Regions from separate parts of the Homo sapiens genome. Here region 1 is linked to region 2. The links are chromatin loops, found by intact Hi-C in ENCODE. Cell type or tissue: Caco-2. All regions are shown on one strand. Each heading gives the region's core, and the rest is flanking DNA. Links, peaks and the distances in the headings are about the cores only. Region 1 overlaps LOC105372112 (a long non-coding RNA gene). Region 2 has its middle 46 kb from the start of ACAA2.

Evidence for each region. Hi-C counts contacts between places; a loop is a spot of excess contacts. Peaks named below come from ENCODE experiments on the same cell type or tissue, not always from the same donor. Only the 100,000 strongest peaks of a DNase experiment are listed, where the experiment ranks them.
Region 1: a loop joins it to region 2, with 6 times the contacts of the local background. A loop is called at or near these places in 3 of 110 quality-filtered maps.

Annotation. Positions count from the first base shown.
Region 1 is chr18:49,685,677-49,702,293 of GRCh38, reverse strand. LOC105372112 (a long non-coding RNA gene) reads right to left here. Exons shown (of 5, transcript XR_007066363.1): 3 at 1,937-2,290. Among named protein-coding and RNA genes, the nearest start is that of ACAA2, 120 kb to the left of the region's middle. In Caco-2, for the core only: no CTCF peak of the experiment used is centred there; a DNase peak (open chromatin) is centred at 7,763.
Region 2 is chr18:49,758,835-49,775,451 of GRCh38, reverse strand. No RefSeq gene overlaps it. Among named protein-coding and RNA genes, the nearest start is that of ACAA2, 46 kb to the left of the region's middle. RefSeq lists an enhancer at 15,420-16,022. In Caco-2, for the core only: a CTCF peak has its summit at 7,267 (motif pointing right); a DNase peak (open chromatin) is centred at 7,261.

The DNA of each region.
Region 1 (16,617 bases), core at 4,729-12,728, 75 kb after region 2:
ACATACCACAATTTGTCTATCCATTTATCTGTGATGGACATTCGGGTTGCTTCCAGTTTGGAGCTATTACCAAAATGGCTGCAACGAACATTTGTGTACAAGTGTTTGTGTGGACATATGTTTTAATTTCTCTTGGGTAAACACGTAGGAGTAGGATGGCTGGGCCACGTTCACGGGTTTTTAAATAGGCCCTGGGCTAGGCATGGTGGCTCATGCCTGTAATCTCAAAACTTTGGGAGGCCAAGACAGGAGGACCACTTGAGGCCAGGAGTTCAAGACCAGCCTGGCCAACATATGTCTCTACAAAAAATAAAAATAAATAAAAATAAACAGGGTGTGGTGGTATGCACCTGTAGTCCTAGCTATTTGAGAGGCTGAGGCAGAAGGATCCCTTGAGCCCAGGAGTTTGAGGCTTCAGTGAGCTATGATTGTGCCCCTGCACCCCTCTAGCCTGGGCGAAACAGCAAGACCCTGTCTCATACAAAACACAACAGGCCCAAAAGAGCCCTGGGCTTTCTGCCTAGACTGAGGAAGGAGCGTGGAGCCTGATGTTCCAGTTCCCATTTCAAACACAGCAGCAGCTCCAAGAGGATCCTCAGATATTTGCTTCCTCTGTCAGCTTTTCTTGAAGAAAGGTTTCCACAGTCAAGAAAAGAAAAGTTTGAAAGTCGAATTCTCCTTCTTACTCTCCCCAGCCCCATCATTTTATAGATGATGAAAACCAAGGTTGCCATAGCCCATGGCCAAGGTTAGTGGACTAGATGCTAAGCCTGCACTTCCCAGGCCTGGGTTCAGGCCCGTGACCATGGCCTCTTCAAGTCATCATTTTCAGCTTCTGGGGAGTGAAGAAGCTGCTGGAAGTATCAGGCTGGCATCAGATAGAATCATGTCTCAAATATGTAGACATTTCCTTTAGAAGCCCATGAAGCCGGACAGAGCAGACAATTGAGGCCAAGGGGTCAGGAAGGCACTGCCAGGGGACGTTCCAGAGCTGCAAAGTGGTCTTCCAGGAGTCCCAGTGGACCCACTCCCCGCTCCGCTAGCATACATCTGAGCCAAACAGTGCTGGAGGGGACAGGTAATCAGGCCTGTCTTTTGCCCTCCAGGAGAGGGAGAGAGTGAAGGATTCTCAGGGCCCAGCCTCATCTCACTGCTCCTACAAGGAAAATGAAAGGCTCTTCCTCCAGGCCCTCCAGCCTGGCAGGCTCCTAGGCACTACATCCTGAGGACAGGGGATGAGCTAGTTTGCCTCAGTTTACCCAGCTGTTTGAGGTGAGTTGCAGCATGGTGGCCTCCAGGTTTGGCCCCTCTGAGCTCCCCTTTCCTGGGTCCACGCTGTCACTCCCCTAACTCCTCCGGCCTAAGCCCAGGAGGAAGCCCTGACTTGTCTTTGCGGAAGTCACTCCATCCATCCCGGCTTCGTACCCCTAATCCTGGCTGCGCATCTCTTTGCTGGAGCTCCATTTCCCCTCCGAGGGCCCCTTTCTTGATCCAGACATAAGGCTCCTCCACAGCGGCCTGCTCTCTGGCTCCCTAGCAAATTGAGCAGCTGCTAACTACACACATCCCTTGGTCCCACCTCAACAGCTGACCCACCATGAACCTCTGAGTTAGGGACCCCAGAGCCTGCCTTTTTAATAAGATCCCCAGGTGATCCTGATGCCTTTAAGAGTTAGGGGACCCTGGTTGCTTCTGTCTTTGGCCAGCATTGGCATTTTCATGAGAGAACGAGAAAGACAAAATGGCTCGAGCAGACAGAAGTCTGTCAGGGCAGAGCTTCAGTCAGCTCGCTGGGTGAGCGGAGGTGTGGTGAACTGGCTGCATGCGTGACCTGAAACCCAGCACGTGTGGCCAGGGCTGAGAGGCCAGCCCCGGGTTCCAACACCCTGGGTTCAGGCAGCAGCTCAGCGTGGTGAAAACTGAGCCATGTCCTTACCTGGGAAGCTGTGTCTCCAACCTGGGAGTCAACTCCACTTTGTATTTTTCTCTAAGTCTGGTGACAAGGATTTCCTAATTTTGTATAGCACGTGTACTTTTTACCAGCAGTGCTTCATTGTATCTCCCCAGAATGAGGTATTATATCTCCACTTGACAGGCATGGAAACTGAGATGCAGGGAGGCAAAAGTCACAGATGACGATGAGGCCATGGGGTGGGTGGCGATGCCTGGGGACAGGCCCCGGTCTGTGGGTTGAAGGCTGGAGTTTTGGCTCTGCTATTACCAGGAAAAGGCGGTCTCTTTCACTCCCCAAAATCATCTTCGGCTCCAAGGACCCTTCTTCCCAAGACACCTGAAAAACAACAAAGGGACTTTTTACTTGCTTTCTTAACAGACTGTCCATGACAAAGGCTGGCAGAAAATTTTGTTGTTATTCCAAAAAAGACGGGAAACAACCAGCAGCGGTTCCATTGCCGATGTCGAGAATTTGCTGGTTATAGAACTCATGACTGATGCTCATCTGAATATTTTGCCAAATAATTATAACTCAAAACTTATTTCCTGAATGACACTAAAGAAATATGGAGTGAGGAAGGGGGAGCATCAGGCCAGTCTGTTTTTTCCCTATGTGGAAGCAGGCTTATCCTTGGCTTGTAGAAATCAATTATTCAACTAGAATTTCATTTCATTTTGACATATATTTATTGAGTACATATATTTACTATGTGCCAGGAAATGTATTAGAAACTCTCAGGAATAAAACATGTTATGCCCTAGTCCCTGCTCTCAAGAGGTTACAGATGAGGCAGAAGAGAGAGGTGAGGTCACACGAGATATGCAGGTTCGAACTTGATCTTGAGAGCAATAGGAAGACCCGGAAAGGCTTATACCGGAGATGGCCTGGCCACAGTTCTGTTGCTGAGTACAACCCGGGAGTCAGGCTCTAGCAAGACAGGACCAAATGAGGCACATGTGTGAGAGAGGTACAAGCCATCTGATGTGACAGTCAAGATGTTAGCCTGGGCCGGGTGCAGTGGCTCACACCCATAATCCCAGCACTTTGGGAGGCTGAGGTGGGTGGATCACCTGAGGTCAGGAGTTCGAGACCAGCCTGGACAACATGGCAAAACCCTGTCTCTACTAAAAATACAAAAATTAGCTGGGCATGCTGGCGCATGCCTGTAATCCCAGCTATTTGGGAGGCTGAGGCAGGAGAATCATTTGAACCCAGGATGTGGAGGTTGCAGTGAGCTGAGATCACGCCACTGCACTCCATCCTAGGTGACAGAGCCAGACTCCATTTCAAAAAAAAAAGAAAAAGAAAAAAATGTTAGCCTGATTAATTCTCATTGGAGGATTCAGAGAAGGCTTCCTGGAGAGGGTGGCATTGAAGCTGAGCCTTGAAGGGCATGGCGGTTTGGATGCACAGAGGGGAAGAAGGCAAGCTTAGAGGCCTGAAGTGGAAGACCAGCCTTGCAAACAAGCGGTCCAGCAGACTGGTCTGCTGGGGGTGGGGAGAGAGGAGGAGGAGGAAGAGGAGGAGGAGGAGGAGGAGGTTAGGACAGGACTGCACAGTGCTAATAGCATGCTGAGGATCTGTGGTTTTTTGTGTAGGGAGAGGTGTGCTTGAAGCTGAAGCTTGTGCATGCCCCCAGCAGGGTTCTGGCACCTGGCAAGCCACCCAGGTAACACCTGTGCATTACTTACTTGAAGGGGTTCGGGAAAACTGATCCTTGCTCCTTCCCACACTCAGGCCCTTCCTCGGGTCATCTCTGAGGGGAGCAGAGCACCAAGGGCCACTAAGCTGCAAGCTTTCCACATCCCTACCCCCTTCACTCAGGAAGATCAGGTTACCCAGGGTGCAGAACTTGGCAGTAATGAATATTTATTGAATGAATAAAGGAATATATAAATGAATGAATAAATACATAATTGAAAACCTCAAAGGGAAGTCACAAAAGGATTATGTGTGTGTGTGTGTGTGTGTGTGTCTGTGAGTAAGGAAGGAGGTACAGTCCTATCCTTTGTCTTGGCATGTGGGCCTGGGAATGCTTCAGAGGGAGGGAGAGCAGGCTCTGACTGAGCAGAAGCTTCGGGGTCATTCCCCAGCAGCTCCATCTCCATTTGTGCTTTTCCCATACACAGTTCCCCACCGCCAATCTCCACACACAAGGCCAAGTCTGGATTCCCTGACACTGGCAAACACTCCATCCCGGCCCTGGGACTGAGCCACATTCCAAGGCTGTGAGGACTCTGATGTCTCTCACATGGGCAGCAAGGGACTCGCTGGAAAGCCATCCAGGTCTCTCCAGCCATTAGTGCTATTTTTCCCTACAATCTACTTCCTGCTGAGTCCCTGTGTGAGTCCCAGCCAGAATCTCAGCCCACCCAAGCCATGCCAGTTCCTCCCTCATTTCCCTAAACTCACCAAGCCCAGTCCATGCAAGCTGGCTTTACTGCAGGCTGAGGACAGAGGGCCACGCCGCCCCCTTCCACAGGTTCCTTTCTAATCTCACACTCGCACTTCACAGCCTCAGAAGGCAGCAGAGGGCAGCTGTTCCCATGCAATCAGGCAGGACCAGAGAGGAACCCCAGATCCTTTCTCATCCTCTCAGAACCTCATCTGTAAATGGGAATGGTGATTACTTACCTCACAGGATTAGAAGGACCTAATGGCAATATCCTACAAGAGAAGTGGTTACCAATTTAGTCCACAAACACTGATTTTTCCCTATCTTTTCCTTTAAGTTAACTCAATTCTGACTCCCAGTTTCTGCTCTAGATGCAGCAATCTGGAAAGAACATTGCCCACACCTTTACAACAACAAAAAAGCTGGAAAACCTGCAAGTTTAGAGCTCTCATTGAAGCCATCAGAGAGCTCAGGTTCAATCAACTATCCTGAAATCTAAGAAGAGACAGGTGCCCACAAGAAGAGATGGGACGTGAACACTGGTGCACCTGGGGCCCCGCAGATGCACAGCAGTAAGGATTCAACTGGAATACTTAATGAACTGGTAGGGATAGAGTGTGGGATTCAGCTGGAATACTTAATGAACTGGTAGGGATGGAGTGTGGGATTCAGCTGGAATACTTAATGAACTGGTAGGGATGGAGTGTGGGTGGGCAAGAAAGTGGGAAGTCTGAAGCAAGAGTTTGCACCCTTTTCCAGGCTTTCCCCCATGACCCCAGGCGGGTGGGGGAGGGTACGAGAATGCATCCCTCATGATACAGGCCTGAGGGACTGGGACAGCAGCCACAGCAGGAGGGACACAAAACCCCACCCAGATGTCTCTCTCCCAACTCCCCTATGGATAAAAGCTTTGATCTCTAGAGGAAAGGGCAACACCATTGCCATGAAGGCACCAGTGGAAACCCTTTAGACCTGGAGTAAGGGATGAGAAAGAACCTGTACCCTGGGGGAGGAGCAGGAATATGTTCCAGGCCCAGAACTACACACTAGCTCCACACCACAGCCATCAACAGAACAGAAGAGCTTCTACAGAACCAGATACAACACAGACACTGAAACTACCTGACAGGGAACTTAAAACAATCATGATGAATATATTAAAGGCTCTGATGGAAAAGAAGGACAATATGCAAGATTAGAAAGGTCCTTTCAGCAAAAATATAGAAACTATATGAAAGAATCTATGGAAATGCTGGAAATGAAAACACAGTAACAGAAATAATGTCTGCAATGAGCTCATTAATAGAATTGACACAGCTGAGGAAAGAATCAGTTAAAGATAGTGCTATAGAAATTACCCAAACTGAAACACAAAGAAAAGACTGAGGGAAAAACAGAGAACAGAACATCCGAAAGCTTCAGGACAATATTAAAGATCCTAATATACATGTAATTACAGTCCAAGAAATACATGAAAAAAGAGAATAAGATAGGAGAAATATTTGAAGAAATGATGGCTGAGAATTTTCCAATAATCATGACAGACACTAAGCCACAGATCCGTAAAGCTCAGTGAATACCAGGTTAAATAACACCAGAAAATACACATACATATACACATCTAGGCATACCATATTATGACTGCTGAAAATAAAAAAGAGAATATCTTGAAAATAAAAAAAAATGTAGAATGAAAAAACACATTATATACAGAGGAACAAAGAATTATAGCAGATCTCTTGTCAGGAGCCATGCAAGTCAGAAGATGATAGAGTGACAGCTTTAAAACACTGAAAGAAAAAAGAAACAAACTGTCAACCCAGTAATCTATACCCAGTGAAAATCACTTCCAAAATAAAGGAAAGATAAAGACTTTCTCAGACAAAAACAGAGAATTCATTGTCAGCAGACCTCACAACACAAGAAATTTTAAAAGAAGTTATTCAGGTACAGGAACGTGATACGGAAATAAAACTTGAATTTGCATAAAGAAATGTAGGTTAGGCGTGGTGGCTCACGCCTGTAATCCCAAGAGTTTGGGAAGCTGAGGCAGGAGAATCAATTGAGGCCAGGAGTTTGAGGCTGCAGTGAGCCATGATTACACCACTGTACTCCAACCTGGACAACAGAGCAAGGCCCTGTCTCCAAAAAGAAAAGAAAAGAAAGAAAGAAAGAAAAAAGCAAAGTAATGGAAACAAAATAATTAATGGTAAAATAAAATTCTTTCTAAAAATGCTTACTCTGCTCACCCCTATAATCCCAGCACTTTGGGAGGCCAAGGCTGGAAGGTTGCTTGAGTCCAGAAGTTCAAGACCAGCCTGGATAACAAAGTGAGACCTCCATCTCTACAAAAATAAAAAAGTTAGCTGGGCACAGTGGCACGCACCTGTGGTCCCAGCTACTTGGGAGACTGAGACAGAGGGATCGCTGTGTCCCAGAGGTCAAGGCTGCAGTGAGCTGCTTTCAGACCACTGCACTCCAGCCTGGGTGACAGAGTGAGACCCTGTCTTAAAAAAAATTCTCATTAAAACTAAATCAGAAATTTTAAATAATAAAAGCCAACTTCTGCTGTCTATATCAAATATCTCCTTAAAAACTCTTGTGTTTCTTTGTCCACTTTTCTTTGGGGTCTGCTGATGGGTTGGCCTGGCATGGCAGGGTCCCATGCCTTCTTCCCCAGAGCTTACTTTCCTCAGACAGTCCTTACAGTAACCTGGCAGCCTAGGAGAAGCCCAAAGCAAGCATGTGCCCCTCCACTGGAATCCATACAGTAATTGTTTAAATTAATATCTTCCAAAAGATTTCAAACTCCTAACAGCCAGATCGCGGGCCACCCCACACCCATCTCTGCAGCTTTATTCATTCATTTCTTTTTCACCAAGCCTGGACTAACTACCAAAATTGGTGCTTGGGATCCAACTGGGCACGCATATGATCTCTGCCCTCATGGACCTGACAGTACAGGACGAGATGCACATTAATCAAATAATCACACAAACACACAAACACATAATCAATAACTATGGTGATAAGTCCTGTGAAGGAGAAGACCAGCTCAGCATGAGAATATGTAGCAGGGAACTGGCTCTAGCCAGGATGATCTAACACAAACATCCCCCACCATGTCCCATGTGTCTCTGGCCTGGATGGCCTTCTCTGCTTCTTTCCACCCATCCTAATCCTATTTGTCCAAGTCAGGTCATTTCCCCTCCATAAATCCTGATAGTTTGGCCTTGGGAATCTCTTCCCCCTCTTTCCCCTTTGAGCAGGACCACTCCTTTGGATCTTAAGGACTGTGGGAACTTCCTGACAAAAGGGTGCCATGCATTCACTCTTTGATCACTAAGTGTTGACAGACACAATATTTTTAAAAGATAACCAAAGACTTCTCCAGACTCATAAATGAGATTAACATCTTTGTGGACAAGCAATAGGAGCACAGAGGGGTGAACAGAGCTGAAGCTGCAGCCTGCTGGGCTTCAGGTCTGGAGACAGGCGGTGGAAGCTGGGGAAAGGAGGACAAAAGGAGCTCTATTCAAGATAGTAGAAGGGACCAGAGACACCCTCAGTACCTGAAGGCAGGCAGCGGAGTAGGGCTCCCTTCTTACCCATGAAATTAGGCTGACCAACCTCTGCCAAGAGCCAGGAATTTCTAAAAGCTGTAGATGTAAGAGACTGGAGAACAAGACATTGCTTTGCGACCAGAAGCTGAGACCAGCTACCCTTTGCCTCTGCATCCAGATCCACAGAACCCTCAAATCCCCACAGGGCAGGACACTCTCAACTGCCATTCAAGGATCCAGTTCTGTACTGGGGACCCAGACGGTTGAGTGGTGACCGTTACAAAACTGCTTGTTAAGGGAGAATGTGTACAGAGAAAAAAGACAGAATAAATGAAAAAGCAAGTACTCCAAGCCTCAAAATAAGCCTGTACATCAGAATTCCAAAACACATGGAGAAGCCCAGTGCTTACAAAGACAGTTCACAGATTTAATATTCAAAATACTAATTTACTCCAGATGAAATTAATTTTATAGAACCGTCTGACAAAGACTTCGATCAATATGCTTAGGGTGTTAAAGATATAAATGAAGGCATAACTTACGCAATCTAGAGGTTGTACAAGCAAAGTGTGTGACCTGAAACAAATCTCTAGTTTTGTACTCCCACTGTAAACTTTACTTGACTCCCAAATAAACTTTGAATTGAACGACTTTATTTGGTCCCTTCTTAGTTCCTGCCTCTCCCTGCTGCCTGGAATGCAGCTGTGCCATTAACCAAGAGGATGGGGACACTCCCTAGAGATGGTGGAGGGCTTAGAGGAAGGAGCCCAAGTCCCAGAGGGCTCCGTGGGAGAGAGAGGCCCCATCAGCCCTGGACTTTTTGGCTTGTCTTGAGGGTTTTAGTCACAACTGAACTTAATCCCAATTATATACACAGAGCAGTGCTATCTTTTTACGTGCATATATCTGTTTTCTTAGCTGGATTATATGGCCCTTGAGGGAGAAAGTGGTGTCTTAGAACTTTTTGGTATCTGCTTAATATCTGGCTTTGTAATACTTGGTTTTCACAATGGCATAGTCTAGGACCAAAATCTAGTGAGTGTATCTTACATGTTGGCTTTGTAAAAGTTGTAGAAACTTCGTGTCTATATCCTAAATCCCCAGCGACTGCCATAGGTTGGATTCATCTTTGTCAATCACAGACTCCAGGTCTAAATTTAGAACGAGTGTGCAATGTCTGGAAGCCTAATTCATTTTGGACACAGCTCAGCGCTGTCAGAAACTCTTCACGAGTCTGCTCTCCTCCACCCTAATTCACACCTTTTTTTGTTAATCCTCTGCTTCCTGCCTGGGACCCTGGGGACCCCCAGAAATAAACAGCTTAACTTGCACTGAAAACCCGTCTGCAATGTGTTGTTGTTGTTAACCAAGTGTGTCATCTAGCAGAGAAAACGCATCTATTTCATGATTTAAAATGTATACACATACTGGCGGTTTCACAGAATTCTCACCATTCAAGCTCATTCCTTTTATTCCTGGCTACTCACTCATTTCTTGGGCCTCATCCCCAGAGTGGCCTAAGAGGTGGCTGTTTCTGGTCTTGCTATGATAGATGAAGGGAGCAGTGCTTGCAGAAGTGCTGTGACTTCCTTAGGTGCTGGAGGGGGATGTGGAGGCTTGGACGCTGGAATTTTTGGTAGAACAGTTGAGGTAGGATTTGGGGAACATCATAATAGAATTTAGTTTTTTGAGAGGGAGTTTATCTTTTTAGAAAGCACAGATAGAACCCAATATGCCCTAGACCAGGGGTCAGGTAACTTTTTCCATTAAAGGCCAGATAATAAATATTGTAGGTTTTGTGGGCCGTATGGTTTCATTACAACTACTCAACCCTGCCATTGCAGCATGAAAGCACAATGAGTGTGGCTGTGTTCCAATAAAACTTTATTTGCAAAAAAGAGGCCAGAATAGGCCCACAGGCTGTAGTTAGCAGGCCCCTGCCATGTATCTCTGCCACGTATCACCTTGAGGACTCTTCTACAGGGGAATGGCAGTTTCTCCTTCCTTTGCCCAAGCCAGTACTCTGGGTCTGCCGTGCCACTCCATAGTCCCCACGGAGGCCTCACAGCTGGAAGAGGCTGCTGACAGGCAAAAGCCTCACCTGCCACAGCCCCAGGCCAAGTTTGTCCTTGCCAACATCTCCCTCTCTGTCCAGGGATGTCCAGTTATTTCTTGAAGGCCTCTTGGCTGCAGGCTCCCCAGCATGCCCTTCAGGGCCCAGCCAGGATGCCCACCAATTCCTGTGCTCTAGGACTGTGAGACCTCCTTGTCCCTTCCCCCACTGAAATCGACATGTTAGGAGGAAAGGTAACTCAGGCACCTAATCACCCTAAGGGGTGGTGCACCTGCCATACATCCATGCACTACTGATGCAATGGAACAAAGCTTCAGGCCTTCCAATGGCAAGAGAACCAGGTACATGGTGACCTAGAGTGTCTATGCACAAGGCTGGTTAACCTAACCCATCATAGGAGATGGTCTTGGGGCTGGGCTGCCCTGCCTTGCCTCCAAGTACATAACAGAGGCTCCCCTCAGGCTGGAACTCATTTAATGGTCCAGCTAGTGGTGACTTGGCCCAGGGGGGCTCCTGGTCAGTTTCCCATAAGGGCTCTTCCCAGAAAGGACATTGATATCTTCTGTTTGTCTGCCTATGGCGCCACTAGCAAAGGTATATGTACTACTGACCACGTGTCATAAGAACAGACTTGTTAGTTCTCTAAACTTTTGCATCCCTCAAAGAGCCGCTTGATCAGCTTGTAGCAGCTCTCCATCCCACACCCCTCCAGCCAACCCTCCAAAAGCCACATGGAACTTCTGCAGCAGGGGTTTGGGACCCTGCCAGTTACTGTGCATGGGTCAGCAGACACCACTACCTCCCAGCCAAGGTTCTTCCAGTTCTCTGCCCCCACACACTCTTCCTCTCGCCTGGTTTTTCCCTCACCTTACTCCCACCCAGCTAATGGCCAACTAATTCTGACAAAGCTACTTCCTGTTTGTTGTAGATGGCAATCACTGGGGAGCGGGTGGGGAGGAGTACTTATATAGCTAGAATATCAGGAATCATGGATCAGCTATGCAGAAAGTTTTGGGAAACCAAGTAGATTCAAATGACTCAGATGGGACTCATTTCTTCTCACTCCAGTTCTTTTGGTTTTCTAAGGCACTGTGGCCCTGGAATGCACAAGCAATTTCTCTTTCTATTCTGATCTTTAAAGAGGTTGAAATAGTTGTCACTTTCAGTTTTGCTTCAAATTTTTTATTCTAGCTTCCATTAGAGTTTTATTCATTGCTGGTGGATAAAAACTTTAAAAATATGATTATGTTTTAATTTCTGTCTTCTAGGATTGGGTGAATAGAGGTACAATACTGGACATATAATGAGACAATGAATGAAGTGCATCATTCTATCATTGTGAATTCACCACAGTGAGGCTGAGATGGGAGGAAGCTGAAGGGGAGCCATGGGCATCTGCTCATATTTGACTCTGGATCTCTGACCCAGCAAATACATAGGAGTCAATTTTAATACCTTTTTTTAAAAAAGTAATTTTAGACTATGGAAAATTATAAAGATAACATAGGTTTTCCATATATCCTTCACCCAGCTTTCCTTAATGTTAACATTTTACATGATACAAACGCTCCTGTTTCCAAAAGCAGAAAATTAACACTGATGCAATACTGTTAACTAAACTATAGATCTTAGTTGAATTTCAGCAGCTTCCCCACTAATGTCCTTTTTTTTCTGTCTGGGATCCAATGCAGAATCCTACACGGCATTTAGTCATCATGTCTGCTTGGTCTCCTCTGGTCTGTGAAAGTGTCTCAGTTTTGAGGTTTGTCTGATGTTTTCTTATGATTACATTGCGATTACTCAATCTTGGCAAGAACAACAGCAGGGACGCTGTATATTTCTGTGTGTGTCATATTGGTATACATGATGTCAGTAGGTCTTGTTACTTGTTAGCCTTGACCACATGGTTAAGGTGGTTTCTCCACTATAAAGTTACAATTTTTTGCTTTGTAAGTAATGAATATATTGTGGGGAGATACTTTGAAACTATGCAGATACCATGTTTCTCATCGTGCTTTTGCCTACTCATTTTAGCATCCCTCTCTGGTTCTTGCTAATTAGTGTGATATTTGCCAAATGTTGATTTTCTATTTTTCTCATTCCTTCTATATTTAATAATTGGAATTCTGTAAGAAGAAGCTGTCCCTTCTCTACCAATATTTTTTAAATTATTTACTTATAACAGTATGAATGAATGTTTATTTTATTCTACCTAGTAATCTATATTTATTTAGTTTAATCTTCTCATTTTTTATAGTATTACTTGAGTTCTCCCACCTTTGGCATTGGGAGCTCTTCCAGGCTGGGCCCTGTGTCCCTTGCCATGCCCCATCTCTTTTTGAGCACTTCCTTACTTTCTGGCATAAGATATTCCCAGCTTATGTCTTATTTTCCCTGCCCTAACCCTGGAATCAACCATTTCACCAATGAATGCTGCTTCCTTTTATTGGAGAATGGTATTTAGGAAACAAGATCTGAGCAGTAGGCATACTCATTGCTAATGGAATGTCATTCCTTCTAAGCCTCCTCAGCAGACAGACACAGAAAATACACACACACACACACACACACACACACACACACACATACACATTTATGCCTCTATTAATTTCTGTATTCATCTATCTGTATCCACATTATGTTTATTAATTTGTTCAATTCTAGTGTAGACATAAAATAACTTCAGAACTGAAGAAAAATTCCCTATGAGAAACAAATTTACGAACTAGAACACAATATTTGCATACAATTCTTTTTGCCCTTAGCCTTATAGTAGCCAGTGAAAATAGTAAATTTGAACTTTTTTAGTGTTTAAGGGTCATTTTAACATCTTTTTTGTGTGTGTGAAATGCCTGTTCATGACTTTCCCTCATTTTTCTATCAGGTTTTTGATGTTTTTGCCCTTCAGTTTTTGAGAGTTCTTTATATTGTAGGAATATTAGCTCATGGTTAGTGGTATATGTTGCAATTAACTTCTCCAATGATATCAGTTATCATTTGAATTTGTTTAGGGTGATATTTTTGTCATGAAGACTTGTGTTTTAAGACAGGGCCTCACTCTGTTGTCCAGGGTGGAGTGCAGTTGTGTGATCATGGCTCACTGAAACCTCAACCTCCCAGGCTCAAAACATCCTTCCATTTCAGCCTTCTGAGTAGCTTGGACCGCAGGAGCATACCACCACACCTGGATAATTTAAAATTTCTTCTGTGGAGATGGGGGTCTCCTTATATTATCTAGGCTGGCCTCAAACTCCTGCGCTCAAACAATCCTCCTGCCTCAGCCTCCCTAAGTGCTAGGATTACAGGCAGAGGTAACTGAGTTAACCTCTTACCTGAGGTTAACAGAAATTCGCCCACGTTTTTCTCTAGAACTTTAATGGTTTCATATTTTACATTTAGATCTCTAATCCATTTCAAGTTCATTCTTACATGTGATGCAATGTATGGTTCTAACTGTATCCTTTTCCAAGTGGAGATCCAGTTGTACCAGCATCATTTATTAAAAAACCCATCTTTGCTCTGGAATTTGAGATGCTGCTTCTATCATATGCTAAATTTCCATGTGAACTTAGGTCTATTGATGGACTTTCTATTATTTTCTACTAGTCTATATTTATATTCATGCACCAATATCATGCTTTTAATTTAAAGCAATTTATGTTATGTTTTAATGTCCAGTGGAGCCAGTGACCTCCATACTTTTTATTTTTCAGTGTTTTCCATCCACTCTTGCAGGCCTGTTTCTCTACATGAACTTTAGTATCAACTTACCTGAACACCCCAAGAAAAGACTTGTTGGAATTTTTATTGATAGTGCACCATGTTTCTCCCATAACCTACAGAGAACTGATATCTTTATGACATTGAGTCATCTTGTTCAACAATTGGAGCTATCTTTCCCACTTCTTAAAGCCTACTTTTGTGTCTTGCAAGAATGTTTTTAAAGTCCTTTTTGTAAAATTTGGATGTTTCTAACCAGAATAAGCTTAACAAAGTTTATACCAAAGTATTTAATATTTCTTATTGCTGTTATAAATGAAATTTTCTCTAACATTATGTCCTTTAACTGGTTATTATTTGTGTATATGATAGATATTGGGTTTTATATGTTAATTTTATTTTTATTTTTAGTATTTATGGGCACATAATAGTTGTACATATTTATGAGGTACATGTATTATTTTGATACAAGCATATAATATGTAATGATTAAGTCAGGGCAATTGGGTATCTATCACCTCAAACATTTATCCTTTGTGTTAAGAAAATTCCAAATCTACTTCTCCAGTTATTTTGAAATATATAAAAAATAGTTACGCTATTGTACTACCAAATACTAGATCTTATTCTTACTATCTAATTGTATTTTTGTACCCATTAATCAACCCTTCTTTCCCCCCTCAACCATATGTTAATTTTATACCCTGTTACTTTACTGAATTTTTTGTTGTTTGAGATAGTTTTATCATTGATTTCTAAGGCTTTCCAAGGACAGTAGCTGTCATGGACTGACTTGTGCTTCCCCAAATTTCACGTGTTGAAGCCCCAAGCCTCAGTACCTCAGAATGAGACTGTATTTGGAGATAGAGCCTTAGAGAAGTAAAGTTAAGGTGAGGCCTTTAGAGTGGGCCCTAATCCAATCTGATGTGTGTCCTTATAATTAGAGGAAATTTGAACACACAAAATAGAGAACAAGGATGGTCCTGCACAGAGGAAAGACCATGTGAGCAAGAAGAGAGCCATCTGCAAGCCAAGGAGAGAGGTCTCAGGAGTAACCAACCCTGCTGACACCTTCATCTTGGACTTCCAGCCTTCAGAACTTCAAGAAAATAAATTTCTATCATTTAAGCCACCCAGTCTGTGGTATTCTGTTATGGCAACCCTAGCAAACAAATACACTAACATATTGTCTGCAAATTGGGATAGCTTTTTTAAAAAACCCATTTTTATGCTTCTGAGTCAGGGGTCCCCAATCCCCGGGCCATGGAGCAGTACCGGTCTGTGGCCTGTTAGAAACTGGGCTGCACATCAAGAGGTGAGCCTGTGGCCTGTTAGGAATCGGGCTGCACATCAAGAGGTGAGCAGCAGGTGAGTGAGCATTAGTGCATGAGCTCTGCCTCCTGTCAGATCAGCAGCGGCATTAGATTCTCATAGGAGCGCGAACCCTATTGTAAACTGTGCATGCAAGGGATCTGGGTTGTATTCTCCTAATAAGAATCTAATGGCCAGTGAGACCATTCCCCACCCCCTTCACCCAGGGGAAAAATTGTCTTCCACAAAACCAGTCCCTGGTGCAAAAAAAGTTGGGGACTGCTGTTCCAAGTGATTTCTCTCATTTACTTTTATTAGGACACTAGCATAATATTGAATCATAGTGGAAATAGTCCTGATCTTTAAAAATGTACCTTTGGTGTTTTTGCAGGGGTTATGATTATGTGACCCAGAGCTGGAGGAATAAAATAAATATAGCTAATATTTATTGAACAATTGTAATTTCCTTCTCTGTCTTCACAGAGCATCCCAGCAAACACCCACCTCATTTCATCCCAAATGAGGGAAAAGCAGCTACATGTCTGACTTGAGTTTTGGACGGTGATAGTCCCAGTCATTTTAAATCAATCAAGATTGTCTTTGTACCCCATCACAAAACCGCACCCCAGTTTTTCTTCTTAGGCAAATCCATAGGAGATGGCCCACTAGGTAAAATCTCTGGGAACTCCAGACCATCTACCTTGGCAAAGTTTTATGGTACTGTCCAATAAAAATGCAACATGAGCCATATTTGTAATTTAAAGTTTTTAAATTGTCACTTTGAGAACATTAAAAGAAAGTGGGTTAAATTAATTTAACAATATATTTTATTTAACCTAATCCATTTGTAATATTATCACTTCAACATGTAATCAAATTTTACATTTTTTTCACACAAAATCTTCAAAATCTGCTGTGTGTGTAAAACATACAGCAGATCTCCATTTAGACTGCACACTTCAAGTGCTCAATAGCTACACGTGGCTGGTGGCTACTGTGTTGGGGAGCACAGGTTTAGGAGAATCAGTATTCCTATTTCTCCAAGGAAAAATGAAATTATATTTATTGAATACCAAGGCACCATAGTTGTTTTAATATACACGATCTCATTTAATCTTCATTATAATGCTATACAGCTGGTATGATCGCCCACATTTTACACATGACGCTGAAGATCAGAGATATTAACTAACTTCCCCAAGCTCACACAGTCATTTGATTTCAAAATTAATGCTAAGAACTATCTAACCACCTGGGAAAGACTGACTGAGCCTGCAGGCAGAGTAGGGAGAATGCAGCCAGAAATCACTCCATACTCACAGGAAAGAGAAGAAACAGCAATCATAACTGACTAGGAGCACAGTTTCCTCTGCTCAGAAGGAGGTTTACAAAGATGTCTAGTCCCTCCCCAGCACTTGCTGTCTGCACGCAAATTGCATACGTGACTATATCCTGTCTCACATTGCTTTCTCAATAAAAATGAGGTACCTCAACGAGACCTTCATTGTCTCAAAAGCGGGGATGTAAATTCCTATTTCTCTCCTTGTGTCCTCTACTCAGTAGAGATTGTGGGCATGATAGGTGCTCATGACTAATTGAT
Region 2 (16,617 bases), core at 2,982-10,981:
CAGACTAACAGCGGATCTCTCGGCAGAAACCCTACAAGCCAGAAGAGAGTGGGGGCCAATATTCAACACTCTTAAAGAAAAGAATTTTCAACCCAGAATTTCATATCCAGCCAAACTAAGCTTCATAAGTGAAGGAGAAATAAAATACTTTACAGACAAGCAAATGCTGAGAGATTTTGTCACCACCAGGCCTGCCTTACAAGAGCTCCTGAAGGAAGCACTAAACATGGAAAGGAACAACCGGTACCAGCTGCTGCAAAATCATGCCAAAATGTAAAGACCATGGAGACTAGGAAGAAACTGCATCAACTAACGAGCAAAATAACCAGCTAACATCATCATGACAGGATCAAATTCACACATAACAATATTAACTTTAAATGTAAATGGACTAAATGCTCCAATTAAAAGACACAGACTGGCAAATTGGATAAAGAGTCAAGACCCATCAGTGTGCTGTATTCAGGAAACCCATCTCACATGCAGAGACACACATAGGCTCAAAATAAAAGGATGGAGGAAGATCTACCAAGCCAATGGAAAACAAAAAAAGGCAGGGGTTGCAATCCTAGTCTCTGATAAAACAGACTTTAAACCAACAAATATCAAAAGAGACAAAGAAGGCCATTACATAATGGTAAAGGGATCAATTCAACAAGAAGAGCTAACTATCCTAAATATATATGCACCCAATACAGGAGCACCCAGATTCATAAAGCAAGTCCTGAGTGACCTACAAAGAGACTTAGACTCCCATACATTAATAATGGGAGACTTTAACACCCCACTGTCAACATTAGACAGATCAACGAGACAGAAAGTCAACAAGGATACCCAGGAATTGAACTCAGCTCTGCACCAAGCAGACCTAATAGACATCTACAGAACTCTCCACCCCAAATCAACAGAATATACATTTTTTTCAGCACCACACCACACCTATTCCAAAATTGACCACATAGTTGGAAGTAAAGCTCTCCTCAGCAAATGTAAAAGAACAGAAATTATAACAAACTATCTCTCAGACCACAGTGCAATCAAACTAGACCTCAGGATTAAGAATCTCACTCAAAACCTCTCAACTACATGGAAACTGAACAACCTGCTCCTGAATGACTACTGGGTACATGACGAAATGAAGGCAGAAATACAGATGTTCTTTGAAACCAACGAGAACAAAGACACAACATACCAGAATCTCTGGGACGCATTCAAAGCAGTGTGTAGAGGGAAATTTATAGCACTAAATGCCCACAAGAGAAAGCAGGAAAGATCCAAAATTGACACCCTAACATCACAATAAAAAGAACTAGAGAAGCAAGAGCAAACACATTCAAAAGCTAGCAGAAGGCAAGAAATAACTAAAATCAGAGCAGAACTGAAGGAAATAGAGACACAAAAAAACCCTTCAAAAAATTAATGAATCCAGGAGCTGGTTTTCTGAAAGGATCAACAAAATAGACCACTAGCAAGACTAATAAAGAAAAAAAGAGAGAAGAATCAAATAGACGCAATAAAAAATGATAAAGGGGATATCACCACCGATCCCACAGAAATACAAACTACCACCAGAGAATACTACAAACACCTCTACGCAAATAAACTAGAAAATCTAGAAGAAATGGATAAATTCCTCGACACATACACTCTCCCAAGACTAAACCAGGAAGAAGCTGAATCTCTGAATAGACCAATAACAGAAGCTGAAATTGTGGCAATAATCAATAGCTTACCAACCAAAAAGAGTCCAAGACCAGATGGATTCACAGCCGAATTCTACCAGAGGTACAAGGAGGAACTGGTACCATTCCTTCTGAAACTATTCCAATCTATAGAAAAAGAGGGAATCCTCTCTAACTCATTTTATGAGGCCAGCATCATTCTGATACCAAAGCCAGGCAGAGACACAACCAAAAAAGAGAATTTTAGGCCAATATCCTTGATGAACATTGATGCAGAAATCCTCAATAAAATACTGGCAAAACGAATCCAGCAGCACATCAAAAAGCTTATCCACCATGATCAAGTGGGCTTCATCCCTGGGATGCAAGGCTGGTTCAATATATGCAAATCAATAAATGTAATCCAGCATATAAACAGAGCCAAACACAAAAAACACATGATTATCTCAATAGATGCAGAAAAGGCCTTTGACAAAATTCAACAACCCTTCATGCTAAAAACTCTCAATAAATTAGGTATTGATGGGACGTATTTCAAAATAATAAGAGCTATCTATGACAAACCCACAGTCAATATCATACTGAATGGGCAAAAACTGGAAGCATTCCCTTTGAAAACTGGCACAAGACAGGGATGCCCTCTCTCACCACTCCTATTCAACATAGTGTTGGAAGTTCTGGCCAGGGCAATTAGGCAGGAGAAGGAAAGAAAGGGTATTCAATTAGGAAAAGAGGAAGTCAAATTGTCCCTGTTTGCAGATGAAATGATTGTATATCTAGAAAACCCCATTGTCTCAACCCAAAATCTCCTTAAGCTGATAAGCAACTTCAGCAAAGTCTCAGGATACAAAATCAATGTACAAAAATCACAAGCATTCTTATACACCAATAACAGACAAACAGAGAGCCAAATCATGAGTGAACTCCCATTCACAATTGCTTCAAAGAGAATAAAATACCTTGGAATCCAACTTACAAGGGATGTGAAGGACCTCTTCAAGGAGAACTACAAACCACTGCTCAAGGAAATAAAAGAGGATACAAACAAATGGAAGAACATTCCATGCTCATGGGTAGGAAGAATCAATATCGTGAAAATGGCCATACTGCCCAAGGTAATTTAGAGATTCAATGCCATCCCCATCAAGCTACCAATGCCTTTCTTCACAGAATTGGAAAAAACTACTTTAAAGTTCATATGGAACCAAAAAAGCGCCCACATCGCCAAGTCAATCCTAAGCCAAAAGAACAAAGCTGGAGGCATCACACTACCTGACTTCAAACTATACTACAAGGCTACAGTAACCAAAACAGCATGGTACTGGTACCAAAACAGAGATATAGATCAATGGAACAGAACAGAGCCCTCAGAAATAATGCCACATATCTACAACTATCTGATCTTTGACAAACCTGAGAAAAACAAGCAATGGGGAAAGGATTCCCTATTTAATAAACGGTGCTGGGAAAACTGGCTAGCCATATGTAGAAAGCTGAAACTGGATCCCTTCCTTACACCTTATACAAAAATCAATTCAAGATGGATTAAAGACTTACATGTTAGACCTAAAACCATAAAAACCCTAGAAGAAAACCTAGGCAATACCATTCAGGACATAGGCATGGGCAAGGACTTCATGTCTAAAACACCAAAAGCAATGGCAACAAAAGACAAAATTGACAAATGGGATCTAATTCAACTAAAGAGCTTCTGTACAGCAAAAGAAACTACCATCAGAGTGAACAGGCAACCTACAAAATGGGAGAAAATTTTTGCAACCTACTCATCTGACAAAGGGCTAATATCCAGAATCTACAATGAACTCAAACAAATTTACAAGAAAAAACAAACAACCCCATCAAAAAGTGGGCAAAGGACATGAACAGACACTTCTCAAAAGAAGACATTTATGCAGCCAAAAAACACATGAAAAAATGCTCATCATCACTGGCCATCAGAGAAATGCAAATCAAAACCACAATGAGATACCATCTCACACCAGTTAGAATGGCAATCATTAAAAAGTCAGGAAACAACAGGTGCTGGAGAGGATGTGGAGAAATAGGAACACTTTTACACTGCTGGTGGGACTGTAAACTAGTTCAACCATTGTGGAAGTCAGTGTGGCGATTCCTCAGGGATCTAGAACTAGAAATACCATTTGACCCAGCCATCCCATAACTGGGTATATACCCAAAGGACTATAAATCATGCTGCTATAAAGACACATGCATACGTATGTTTATTGCGGCACTATTCACAATAGCAAAGACTTGGAACCAACCCAAATGTCCAACAATGATAGCCTGGATTAAGAAAATGTGGCACATATACACCATGGAATACTATGCAGCCATTAAAAAATGATGAGTTCATGTCCTTTGTAGGGACATGGATGAAATTGGAAATCATCATTCTCAGTAAACTATCAGAAGAACAAAAAACCAAACACCGCATATTCTCACTCATAGGTGGGAATTGAACAATGAGACCACATGGACACAGGAAGGGGAACATCACACTCTGGGGACTGTTGTGGGGTTGGGGGAGTGGGGAGGGATAGCATTGGGAGATATACCTAATGCTAGATGACGGGTTAGTGGGTGCAGCGCACCAGCGTGGCACATGTATACATATGTAACTAACCTGCACAATGTGCACCTGTACCCTAAAACTTAAAGTATAATAAAAGAAAAAAAAAGTCATATACAAAAAAGATACTTGCACACACGTTTATAGCAGCACAATTTACAATTGCAAAAATATGGAACTAGCCCAAATGCCCATCAATCAATGAGTGGATAAAGAAAATGTTGTATAGCTGGGCGTGGTGGCCCACATCTGTAATCCCAGCACTTTGGGAGGCCGAGGCAGGTAGATCACCTGAGGTCAGGAGCTCGAGACCAGGCTGGCCAACATGGCGAAACCCCATCTCTACTAAAAGTACAAAAATTAGCCGGGCATGGTGGTGGGCGCCTGTAATCCCAGTTACTCGGGAAGCTAAGGCAGAATTGCTCGAACCAGGGAGGCAGAGGTTGCAGTGGGCCGAGATTGCGCCATTGTACTCCAGCCTTGGCAACAAGAGCAAAACTCTGTCTCAAACAAACAAACAAACAAAAAAAAAAAAACAAAAGAAAATGTGGTATATATACATACTATGAAATACTACTCAGCCATAAAAAGGAACAAAATAATGGCATTCACAGCAACCTGAATGGAATTAGAAACTATTATTCTAAGTGAAATAACTCAGAAATGGAAAACCAAACATCATAGGTTCTCACTCATAAGTGGGAGTTAAGCTATGAGGATGAGAAGGCATAAGAAGTGATACATTGGACTTTGAGGACTCTGGGGAAAAGGTGGGAGGGGGGTGAGGGATAAAAGACTACACATTGGATACAGTGTACACTGCTCAGCTGATGGGTGCACCAAAGTCTCAGAAATCACCACTAAAGAATTTACGTATGGAACCAAACACTACTTGCTCCCTAAAAAACCTATTGAAATAGGCTGGGCGCGGTGGCTCACACCTGTAATCCCAGCACTTTTGGAGGTCGAGGGCAGATCACTTGAGGTCCGGAGTTCAAGACCAGCCTGACCAACATGGAGAAACCCCATCTCTACTAAAAATACAAAATTAGCTGAGCGTGGTGGTGCATGCCTGTAATCCCAGCTACTCCGGAGGCTGAGGCAGGAGAATTGCTTGAACCCGGGAGGCAGAGGTTGCAGTGAGCCGAGATCGTGCCATTGCACTCCAGCCTGGGCAACAAGAGCAAAATTCCGTCTCAAAAAACAAACAAACAAACAAACAAACAAAAAAACCTATTGACCTATTGAAATAAAAAATAAAAAAAAGGAAAGTCACAAAAAATAATAAATTGCTCAAAATCGTACAGAAGTAGAGCAAGTAGCTGCTCACACAATTTCCTTTACCCTTGTCTGTCTCTATAGATTATCATGGAGTGTGTGTATGTCTGCACATACACATGTGTGTACCTATGTGTTTTCAAAAGAGAAGGAGTGGAGAACTGGGGGAGATACCAAAGATATTGCCACCTGGCACTAAAGATCAATAGAAAGTGGGGTAACTATGGGAAATTTACTTCTGACCCAGCTACATGCTATAGAGAGAGTTAGGAAATAAAGCCAAATGCATCAGAGGTTTCCCCTAGGATGACCAGTTAATTTATCATCCAAACTAGGTCAGTCTTGAAAAGTGAAAGAGGACATTATTAATAATTACCCTGGGACAAAAGGTGTAAACTGGGACTGTCCTAGGCAAACTGGGACCTAGAGGACTCTAATAACCAAAGTGCATTGCAGTAACTCCACCTCAAGTTCAAGAAAGCTGAGCAAATATATTAAGTATGGATTGTTGGGTATGAAGATGATAAAGTAGTTGGTCAGAGTGGGATTCACTGAGTCCTTGACATTTGAGCAAATGCTTGAAGGAGGTGAAAGGTGGCCACACAGGTGTCTGGGAGAAGATCAGGGGAAACCAGTGCCCAAGCTGAGGCAGGAGCATGCCAGGTGTGTTCAGGGAACAGCAGTCAGTGCAGCTGGAGCAGAGTGAGTGGGGTGCATGTTATGCAGAGCCTTGTAAGTCATTAAGAGGGACTTTGGCATTTATTCTGAGTACAACCAGGAGCTACTGCAGGCTTTTGAGTAGAGAAAAGACATCATCTGACTTGCATTTCTATCGATATGTTCTACTGAAATGAACTTCAGAGGGACAAAGTTGGAGGCAAGGAGGTCAATTAGGATGCTATTGCAGTCATCCAGGCTAAGGAATAATGGTACCTCAGATCTGGGAGTCTACAGTGGGGGTGGTGAGAGGTTGTCAGATTCTGGATATATTTTGAAACAGTCTTGAGATTTTCTAATGGGTTGATTGGCTGTGAGTTGGCAGAGAGAAGTCAAGGATGATTCCTGGGCCTTTTCTCTCAGCCACTAAGATAGAGAAAGCTGCAGGCAGAACAGGTTTTGAGGGGAGTTCAGACATTCAGATGGAGATGCCAAGCAGGCCCTTAGGTGAAGGAGTCTGGAGTCTGAAAGCATTTGGGATGGGGATATAGACTTGAGAGCCATCAGCTTATAAATAGGACTTGGTCAAGAATGGGTGGCCTCCATCCTAGATGGATATAAATAAGAAATAAATATCAATTTTTCTTCTTATAACATTCCTAGGTTTTCATTTTTATGACTTTAAGAAAAATATGAATGACAAAAATAAAACATAAAATCAAATATATCTGTATTGCCCTTTGGGGGACACCATCTCTTGCTCACTTTACACAGTAAGTGCCATTTCCTTCACCTCCATGGAAAACATTTCGTAAATTACTAAGTTGAATAACTTAAAATATAGGACGGGAACATACATTTTAAAGGAATGCCTTTGTAAATGAGAAATTGTTTTTATAAAGTGATTGATGACTTTTCTTTCCCATTCTCTCTATTCTATTTTTTATTTTAAATTTTAAATGTGAGTACTAGAACTTCATTGACTGGGTGACTTGCAGTAGTCCAGCAATAAGCCCGGGCACACCTTGTACCCTAGGTGGCGCCTCAGGCTTGGGCTCCCTCGGTCACCTTCTCATCAGCATCTCAAAGAAGCATCTCAGCGAAATTGGCCTAACTCCTTCCCTTTCACTTCCTGGGACTTGAGGAAGAGAGAGAAGGAGCCAGGAGTAAAGAAACCTACGGTAGCAGGTGGGACGCAAATGCCCCACCTCCTGGCCACTGCCCCAGTACTGTTGGCCAAAGTCACTGCCTTTTGTTTCTCGTCAGTGAAAATGTGCAGTCACAAAGCCCCGAGAGCTGGGGAGTTCGTGTAACACAGCCCCTGAGCCAGTAACAGACCACAGGCCCTCCCTGAGGTGCTGAGCACCAGGGCAAGTGAGGACATGGAGGGACACAGCGGGGAGCATGGTCTGGAGCAGCAGAGAAGATGGGGTGACAATCATGGCACTCCCCACGCTTCTCTCCTGGAGCCCCTGGAGCCAGGGTGGCTCCGCTTCCTCACCCTGTCCCCTGTACTTGAGAGTCCACAGCTGCCCCCAGCTGCTCTCATGCAACAGAGCAGGGCTGCAGGAGCTGTCTGTCTATCCCTCCTCAATTTCTATGACATCAGCTGATACAGCTGTCACCAGAGAGGTCTGGGGGGGATGGGGAGCAGCAAAAAGACAAGCATGGGGAGATGTGTGTCCTGTGCCCTTGTCTTCCTTCCCCACTGAACTGTCCAGCTACCAGGACAGGAGCCATGCTGCAGACTCCACTCACACAGTCTAGTGCCTCTGGTATGAGTGCCTCAGCAAAGAAAAAAGCATCTGATAGATGCAAAACCTTCCAGGAGCACAGCCACCATGGAACGCAAGTCCCCACCTGTCTGTGCTGCCGTGTCTACTCTCCGCAAAATCCACCAGTTCCAATAAGTGAGAGCAAAGGAAGTCATGAGATAAGCTCCCCCAGAGCCAAGCCCTGGACCAGTCTCAGCACAGCCGGGATGTAGACACATTTCAGAAGCTTGGACCTTCTGGAATGTTGTAGAAACAAGGGGCATTGGCAGAAGTAAAATGCAGAATTGGATCTTAAACATGAAGTTCCTTGGGAGCCTTTTGAGTAATACAAGATCAAATTAGAAACCCCACAATGAAGTAACATGCTGATACCAAGAGCAAGCTATTCTAGCTACACATACACACACACACACGTATTCCTCAGACTACATTTCTAGATTGCAAAGAAAAGCTACATCCCCATGAGCTGAGGCCCACAGTGCAGACGAGATGGAACTCATTCCATGTTGGCCTGTAGGTTTATACCTGGTGTGACCATGAGCCTAGTGCTGGGACCCTACTCAGACCATCAACCAGGGCTCTAGGCCTGCGTCTTCCAGGGAGAACTAGCAGCACCCCCAGCCTTGCTGTCTCCCAATTCTATGCATCAGGTCATTACCCAGGCTGCTTTCTGGTCCCCACATGTAGCTCAGAGCCCTGAGATCACACGGATCTGCCCAGCCCTGGGAGGAGGCAGTCTGCCCACTGGAGACATTCCATTCCATTCCATACACTTCAATATGTTCATTATAGACGTGAGCTCCAAGAGGGTCTGGAACCCCCAGACTGTTGTTCTTACTGCACATGGTAAGTGGAGAAAACAAAATATCCACTGAAAAGACAATGGCTGAGACAAGACCATGTTATGAAGGATACATTTGTGTTTAGTCCCTTTGAACATTCTAATAGGCAGTTTTAGAACAAATAGGAGGAAGTCCTCTTTACATGGGTGCAAAGTAACTTCAGCAACTTGTTTTCACCAAGCAATAGTACAAGGTGAAAACAGAAATATTCTTAAGACCAAAAACATTTAAACATTTCTCAGTGTAATGAGGGGGGAAAAAAAAGCACTTTCAGCTGTAGTACATGACTTTATACCTATGTTTAAAAATGCACATACAGTTAACAACACTGTATTATATACTTGAAATTTTTGTTAAGAGGGTAGATTTCATGTTAGCTTTCTTACCACATTAAGAGGCATAGGGTGTGGCACCCAAGCACAGTGGCTCATGCCTGTAATCCCAGCACTTTGGGAGGTCAAGGTGGGAGGATCCCTTGAGGCCAGGGGTTCAAGACCAGCCTGGGAAACATATGGAGGCCCCCTCTCTTATTAAAAAAAAAAAAAAAAAAAGCAGATGGGGTGGGGTGGCACAAGCTGGGTGCAGGGGCATATGCCATTATTCCCAGCTACCTAGAAGGCTGAGGCCAAAGGATCGCTCTCAGTAACATAGTGAGACCCCCATCTCTAAAAATAAATAAATTTTAAGTTGGCTGGGAATATGGCTCATGTCTGTAATCCCAGCACTTTAGGAGGCCGAGGCGGGCAGATCTCCTGAGGTTGGGAGTTTGAGACCAGCCTGACCAACATGGAGAAACCCCGTCTCTACTACAAATATAAAAAATTAGCCAGGTGTGGTGGCACATGCCTGTAATCCTAGCTACTCGGGAGGCTGAGGCAGCAGAATTGGTTGAACCCAGGAGGCAGAGGTTGTGGTGATCTGAGATCATGCCATTGCACTCCAGCCTGGGCAACAAGAACAAAAACTGTCTCAAAAAAAAAAAAAAAATTTAAAAGAGCGTAGCCATGAGGAAACTTTTGGAGATGATGGATATATTTATTACCTTGATTGAGGTGATAGTTTAACGGGTGTTTACATATGTCCAAACTCATCAAATTATTAATGCACATATTAAATATGTACTTTTTTGCATAACAATTACACCTCAATAAAGCTGTTACAAGAATTTAAAGTGTTCCCCAATTGCCCAACAGAAGTCACTGTAACCCTCTCTGGAAGAGCCTGACTTCAATTAAGCAAGACACATCCTGAGTTCAAAGACATTAAAAGAAAGAGCATCAGAGAATGGATGACCTGGGGTGGCTCTAATTTTATAAAGCATTAGAAAGCAATAAAATATACATAAAATGTGAGTTGCTTGAGTGTCCCTGAATATGTCTGACCCTCAGAAGTCCCTCAGGTCCTCCAGGACTATCTGTGTCCTTATCACACACAGCAGACAGCAGTGTAGTAGTGTGTAGTGTAGACAGCAGACAGCAGTCCCATCTGCTCCCTGTCTACACTGGAGTCAATGCAAGAAAGGGAATTCCTCTGTGTATTTCATTTCCGACAAGAGGCCAGCAGGGGTGAAAAAAAGCTGAGCGGGTGGGAGAAAGGAAGGGCATTGCTTCCATAGACATGGACTGAGGGCCACTGAACAGAGAGGGAAGGATGCAGAAACCAGCTGCCAGGGCCCTGGCTCAGGGGACATGTAGTGTGGCCTGTGGTACAGGCAGGTCACCATCGAGTCCATAGACGCAGCCCCCAAAACTTCCAAAAGGTGCTCCTTTGCCTCCTGCACAGGTCTGGGTCATGAAGGTTCCTTCCCTGAAGGGATCAAATCCTATCTGGAAACCCATGGAAAAAGCCCTGACATAATTAAAAGTGCAAGACTGTCGAGAACCAGACACTCTACGCTCTGTGAGTCAGAGAAGGGAGAAGTCAGGTCACCTGAGGAAGACTTTTGTTTGGTTGTTTGTGTCTTTTGCCTTTTTGTTTGTGAAGAGGTTTGCATAGAGGAGGTGGGCTCTGAAGGGCCTCAGAGGATTGAGAGCCCCTCCTGAAGCCCAAGGTTGTAAAATGTGTACCTCCTGGTGGGGATGCTGGGCCCAGGACTGTGGCTGTGGGCTCCTCCTGCACACATGCTGCAGGTGACGGGCTCATTCTGAGCCTCTCCCCACTCTTTCGGGATGTCTTCAGGTGGATGCCCCCAGGCTGCCCCATCTGCAGTGTGTAGACAGTGCAGGTCTCAGCAGCTGCCCCCTCCCCACTCCAGGCCCTGGTCCATGATGTGTCCCCTGCCCCCTAACTGGCTAAGTACCTGCCCTGGGAAGAAGCAGGAGATGAGGCAGAACCCTCCCAAACACACAGACCCAGTGATGGAAGGTCCAGTGCCCACGGGGCACCCAGGCCCCACCAGGAGTTGGCTTTGCTCAGTCCAGGGCTCCTTCAAGTCCTGGGCATCCTGCCAGGCCTCATTCCCCACATGCTTAGTGAACATCTTCCACTAACAATACAAATGGGGAGAAGAGCACCATAGGAACATTCCCGTGAGTTTAGCTACTTCTCAAAGGAAGGAAAAAATAAACATGCATGCCGACAAAGCAGCTATGTTGGCAAGGAGGGGGTGTCAGACTCCTTTGCTGTTCACGTGGAATCCCATTGCTTGAAGCCTGGTGGGCCTAACTCCCACTTTACAGCTGAGGCTCCTGAGACCCAGAGAGGGAAATGGTCTGTCCAAGACCATGGCTTCCATCAACAGCTGAGCTGGTGGAAGGCAGGTGCCCTGAATAACCAGCTGGAGGCAGGTGGTCTCCTTGCACTCCAAAAGGCTGGATGCTATGCCAGAGGCTGAGCCCCACACAGGTGTCTCTTTCATTGTGTAAATGTCCAAAACTCACCTGCTGACCTCCCAGGATGCTTTTACAGCTAATCAAAATAAGAAACCTACTGAGATCACACTTCCCAAGGCCCTTTTCCCAGAGCATTCTAACTCTGTACGCCCCTCTCCCAACCACCCTGACTCCCAGATGTTAAGAACGTTAACAGAGTCAGTGTCCACACTCGCCTGATCTTTTGCTCTTCCCAGAAAAATCAGCCCAATTCGTGTCAGGCCTAGGAAAACGTAGGCTTACGTGGACTTCTCTTTTCTTTGTAGTTGCTAACTCAGGGCGTATCACCTTCGCAGCTTGGGGTATTCTGAACAAACCTCTCAACAGCAGCCTCCACTCACTACAGTGTCCCCCAGACAGAAGAGGATGTTTGCCATTATTACAAGGACATCCTCTTGGGGGACTGAGGGAGAGTTAGGGAGGGATGCAGAAAATTATGAGGACAGAACAAGGAAAGGAAAGAAAGGGCATATGTTTCCTTGCTGGAGAGGGGGAGGAAGCAGAGATGAGGAGGAAAGGGGCGCACAGAAGGGGTGAAGAGAGGAGGAGGAGAGGAGGAGAGGAGGAGAGGGGGAAGAGGGGGAAGTTAGGGAAGAGGACCAGAGGGGAGGGAGCCAGGAAGGTAGAAAATGGCTTGCAAAAACGGGGCTCCCAGGCAGGACCCCTAGCCTTCAGCTTCCCTCGGAGGTGGGGCGGGCAATGGCAACCCGTGTCCTCACTTGGCCATCTCTGCGGTTCCCGAAAGCAGCAGACGCCTGGACTCAGAGCCCCAGGGGTGGCCTGCAGAGACCTCACCCATCCAGTGTGGGGTGAGGCTGAGGGATGAAGGCCACTCCCTGTCTTGTGTCTCCTGCCTTTCTCACGGTATTCAGGGCTCTGGGGTCAGGCCCCTCAGACGGGGTGAGTGCAGGCCCTGAAGGCGCAGGCAGGGAGCAGTGCAGTCTTGGGCCACCACTCATCCGGGAAACCTGAGCTGGAGGTCAGCCCGGGAGGCCCGGTGGGGCGGCGCACTGGGTGGCAGCCAGGGTCTAGCCCCTCTCCCAGAGCCCACCCGAGGCTGCTGGGCCTTTGACTGGGGCTTCTGTCTGCCACCCTCGGGGTTCTTTGATGCTACATTGAACAGGGCACTGGGGTCACCAAAGAACTGGAAAAACTGGGAGTTGGCTGAGGCGAGCGCTCCCTGATGTCTGGAGCATGCGGCCTCGGCCACAGTCTGCACTACCACTTCGTCTTACCCATGAGGGGCTCGCTCCATCTTCCACCCCCGGGCCAAGCTTCCGCCTGATACACTGGCACTGCCAGAACTCCGGTGTGGTCCTCCTAACCCAAACCTGGCTTGAAGGGTGGCTCAGGGAGGGCTTTGATGCCACCCCGCCGGCAGTGGTCCCTTCCGGGTCTCCAGGTACCTGGCCCCGCCGGGCTCATCCATTCAGCTCTGTCCTCCTGGGCCTCTGCATGGCTGCCTCTGTGCACCATTCATCAGCAGTTATCCGCCCAGCGCCCTGCGAGTCCAGGCCCCTACGCGGCAGCAATCCTGCCCAGCCCCTCTGTCCTGCCCTGTGTCTGGTGTGCACATTGAGGGCCTGTTGGAGGCCCAACAGCCTCCATTCAAAGATTCTAACCATAGAATTCTGGGCACTGAGTGGAGAATGTTCTGGTCAACACAGCCTCTGCGCCCCTCCAGATCCTCCTGCCTTCAGATGGGGGCTGCCCTGGCTGCCAGATTCCACAAGACCAGCCCACCCGTTTCTCTCCTGGCATCCTTCTCCGTGGGCCACTGGGCCACAGGACAGCGAAGGGCCCCGAGGAGTGAGTGTGTGTGCGGAGTGAGTGTGTGTGCATGTGTGTCTGTGCATGTGTGTGCCTGTGCGTGTGTGCGTGTGCGTGTGTGTGCGCATGTGGATGTGTGGGGGGGATGTGTGGGGGGATGTGGGGTGTGTGGGGGGTATGTGGGGAGGGTGTGAGTGTGTGGGGGTATGTGTGTGGGGGGTGGGGGTGTGAGTGTGTGCATGGGGATGTGTGGAGGTGTGTGTGTGGGGATGTGGGGTGTGTGGGGGGGAGTGGGGGATGTGAGTGTGGGTGTGTGGGGGGTATGTGGGGAGGGTGTGTATGTGGGTGCGTGTGTGGGGGGTGGGGGGTGTGAGTGTGTGGGGTGTGTATGGGAGTGTGTGTGGGATGTGTTTGGGGGTGCATGTGGGGGGATGGGGTGTGTGAGGTGTGTGGAAGGTGTGAGTGCATGTGTATGTGGGGTACGTGTCTGTGAATGTGCATGTGTGAGAGTGTGGGGGTGGGGGCTGTGGGTGTGAGTGTGCATGTAGGGGGGTGCATGCATGTGTGGGGTGCGTGTGTGTGGGGTGTGTTTGGGGGGTATGGGGTGTGGGGGGGGGTATGGGGTGTGTGGGGTGTGTGGAGGGAAATGTGTGTGGGGGGTATGGGGTGTGTGGGGGTGTGTGTGTGTGTGTGTGTGAGTGTGTGGGGTCTGTGTAGGGGTATGAGTGTAGGTGTGTGTGAGTGTGTGGGGAGCCTGTCTGGCAAGTTTGCCGTTTGCTGAAGACCGGCAATGGCCGGGGCTTAGGCTCTGCCATTTCATGGAGGGGGACTGCGCCCTCATCCCCACCTGCCCCTGCCCCTAGGCAGCACCTCAGAACGACGCAGACGCCCTGAATGAGACCAGCTGGAGGTCTGGCGAGGGCAGCAGGCACAGTTTGGGATGAGCTGGGCAAGCCCTGGCCCTGCGCATTTCCCGACCACATGGTCCCCTCGTTTTTTTTTTTTTTTCCCAAGACAGAGTCTTTCTCCGTCACCCAGGCTGGAGTGCAGTGGCGCTCTCAGCTCACTATAACCTCCACCTCCTGGGTTCAAGCAATTCTCCTGCCTCAGCCTCCCGAGCAGCTGGGATTACAGGCACCCGCCACCACACCCAGCTAATTTTTGTATTTTTAGTGGAGACGGGGTTTTACCATGTTGGCCAGGCTGGTCTCGAACTGGCTGGTCTTGAACTCCTGACCTCGTGATCCGCTCTTCTCGGCCTCCCAAAGTGCTGGGATTACAGGCGTGAGCCACTGCGCCTGCGACCCTGGTGCCCTCTTTTTTTTTTTTTTTTTTTTTTTTGAGAAGGAGTCTCGCTCTGTTGCCCAGGCTGGAGTCCAGTGTCTCAATCTCGGCTCACCGCAACCTTCGCCTCCCGGGTTCAAGCAATTCTCTGCCTCAGCCTCCCGAGTAGCTGGGATTACAGGCGCCTACTACCACGCCCAGCTAATTTTTGTATTTTTAGTAGAGACAGGGTTGCACCATCTTGGCCAGGCTGCTCTTGAATTCCTGACCTCAGGTGATCCACCTGCCTCGGTCTCCCAAAGTGTTGGGATTATAGGCATGAGCCACCATGCCCAGCCCGGTGCCCTAATTTCTAAGGTGAGCCACTGCGGAGTTCTGAGGCCTCTTCCGCCGCCCCCGCAGAGGGACTCCCATATCCCAGGGAGGCACCTGAGGAGGAAGTGGCTTTAACTTACAGGAAAACTGTAGATATTCACTGAGAGCTTCCTCTGGCAGGCCTTCATCCAAGCTCCCCAGGTGCTAATTATCAGCACCTCCTGTTCAGATAAGGAACCCGAAACCCGCAGGGCGGGAGAATAGCCCAGCCTCAGGGAGCTCCTGCATGGTGGAGGTAGGCTTTGAACAGGCAGCCAGACCGACCCCAACACGTCCCCTGCCCCCTGACCTTGCACAGGAACCCCACCTCACCCTTCACTCTCTGCCTCCATCTGGACAGACTATCCTCGGAGCCCTTTAAGCCTTCCTTTAACCAGCCCCCCACCCCCTACACACACACACACACACACACACACACACACACACACACACACACACACACTCTTCCTGCAGCCAGAGTGGCCCCACGCAGTTGATGGGCCCCGCCCCCAGCCCCCGGTACTGTGTCCCTGGCCAGACTGTAAGCTCCTTACAACAGGTTAGGGGGAGGGGGGACGCTCACATGCTCCGAGAAGGCCTGGATTTCCCAGCACAAGGCTGATCCTGAATAAGCTGGATGTTGGGCGTGACCCCCACTCTCTCAACACATCCCTCCCAGTCCCCCCAGCAGCTCTTAGGGGTGAAATAAGGGCTTGGGGGTTCGTGGTGAAGTCAGTTTGGGACATACTCAGGGTTCTATAGGTTTCTTCACTGCAGGGCTTCTCAGAGCTTTCAAAAGGCTAAACACTCACTGGTCAGCTGAAAGAGGAAGATGCAGTGCACAGGTGCGGCAGCTCCCCAAAGGGAGGTGACCAGGGAACAGACCCTTTATCACTGAGTATCTCAAGGGAGGCCACTTTGAGAAACCCTGACCAGAGCACCGGTACCAACATCATTAGTCCCGCCCAACAGAGGGTCTCTAAATCACTGTAAGTTTGTGAATAGTATTGGAAGGACGTGCCCCAAGGATGAATAAACCCTCCTGAGATGTCATAGCCTCTTATCCCCAATGCCTACCACCTTCTCCCCTGGAGTTGATCAGCTTGAACTTGTTGACAGCTTGTAGGCACTTTGCATTGTGGAAACCCACCCCCATCAGCCAGCAGGAGAAAGAGTCAGGGCAGCTTCTGGACCATCAGGAAGCTAAATCATCCCTCGGGAAACTCCAAGTTGATGTTAATGGCACTGGGGGTGGGGGAGGAGGAGAGGCTGTGAAAACACCGGCCTCACGCTGAATGCTACCTGAACAATGAGAAAACACCCCACATGGCGCAGTTCGCAGCACGCCTTCACATCCATTTCTTTATTTGGTCCTCACAATAGCTCTGTGTGGTGATTAAAAACAAATACCACTGGCCGGGCGCGGTGGCTCACGCCTGTAATCCCAGCACTTTGGGAGGCCGAGGCGGGTGGATCACAAGGTCAAGAGATCGAGACCATCCTGGTTAACAT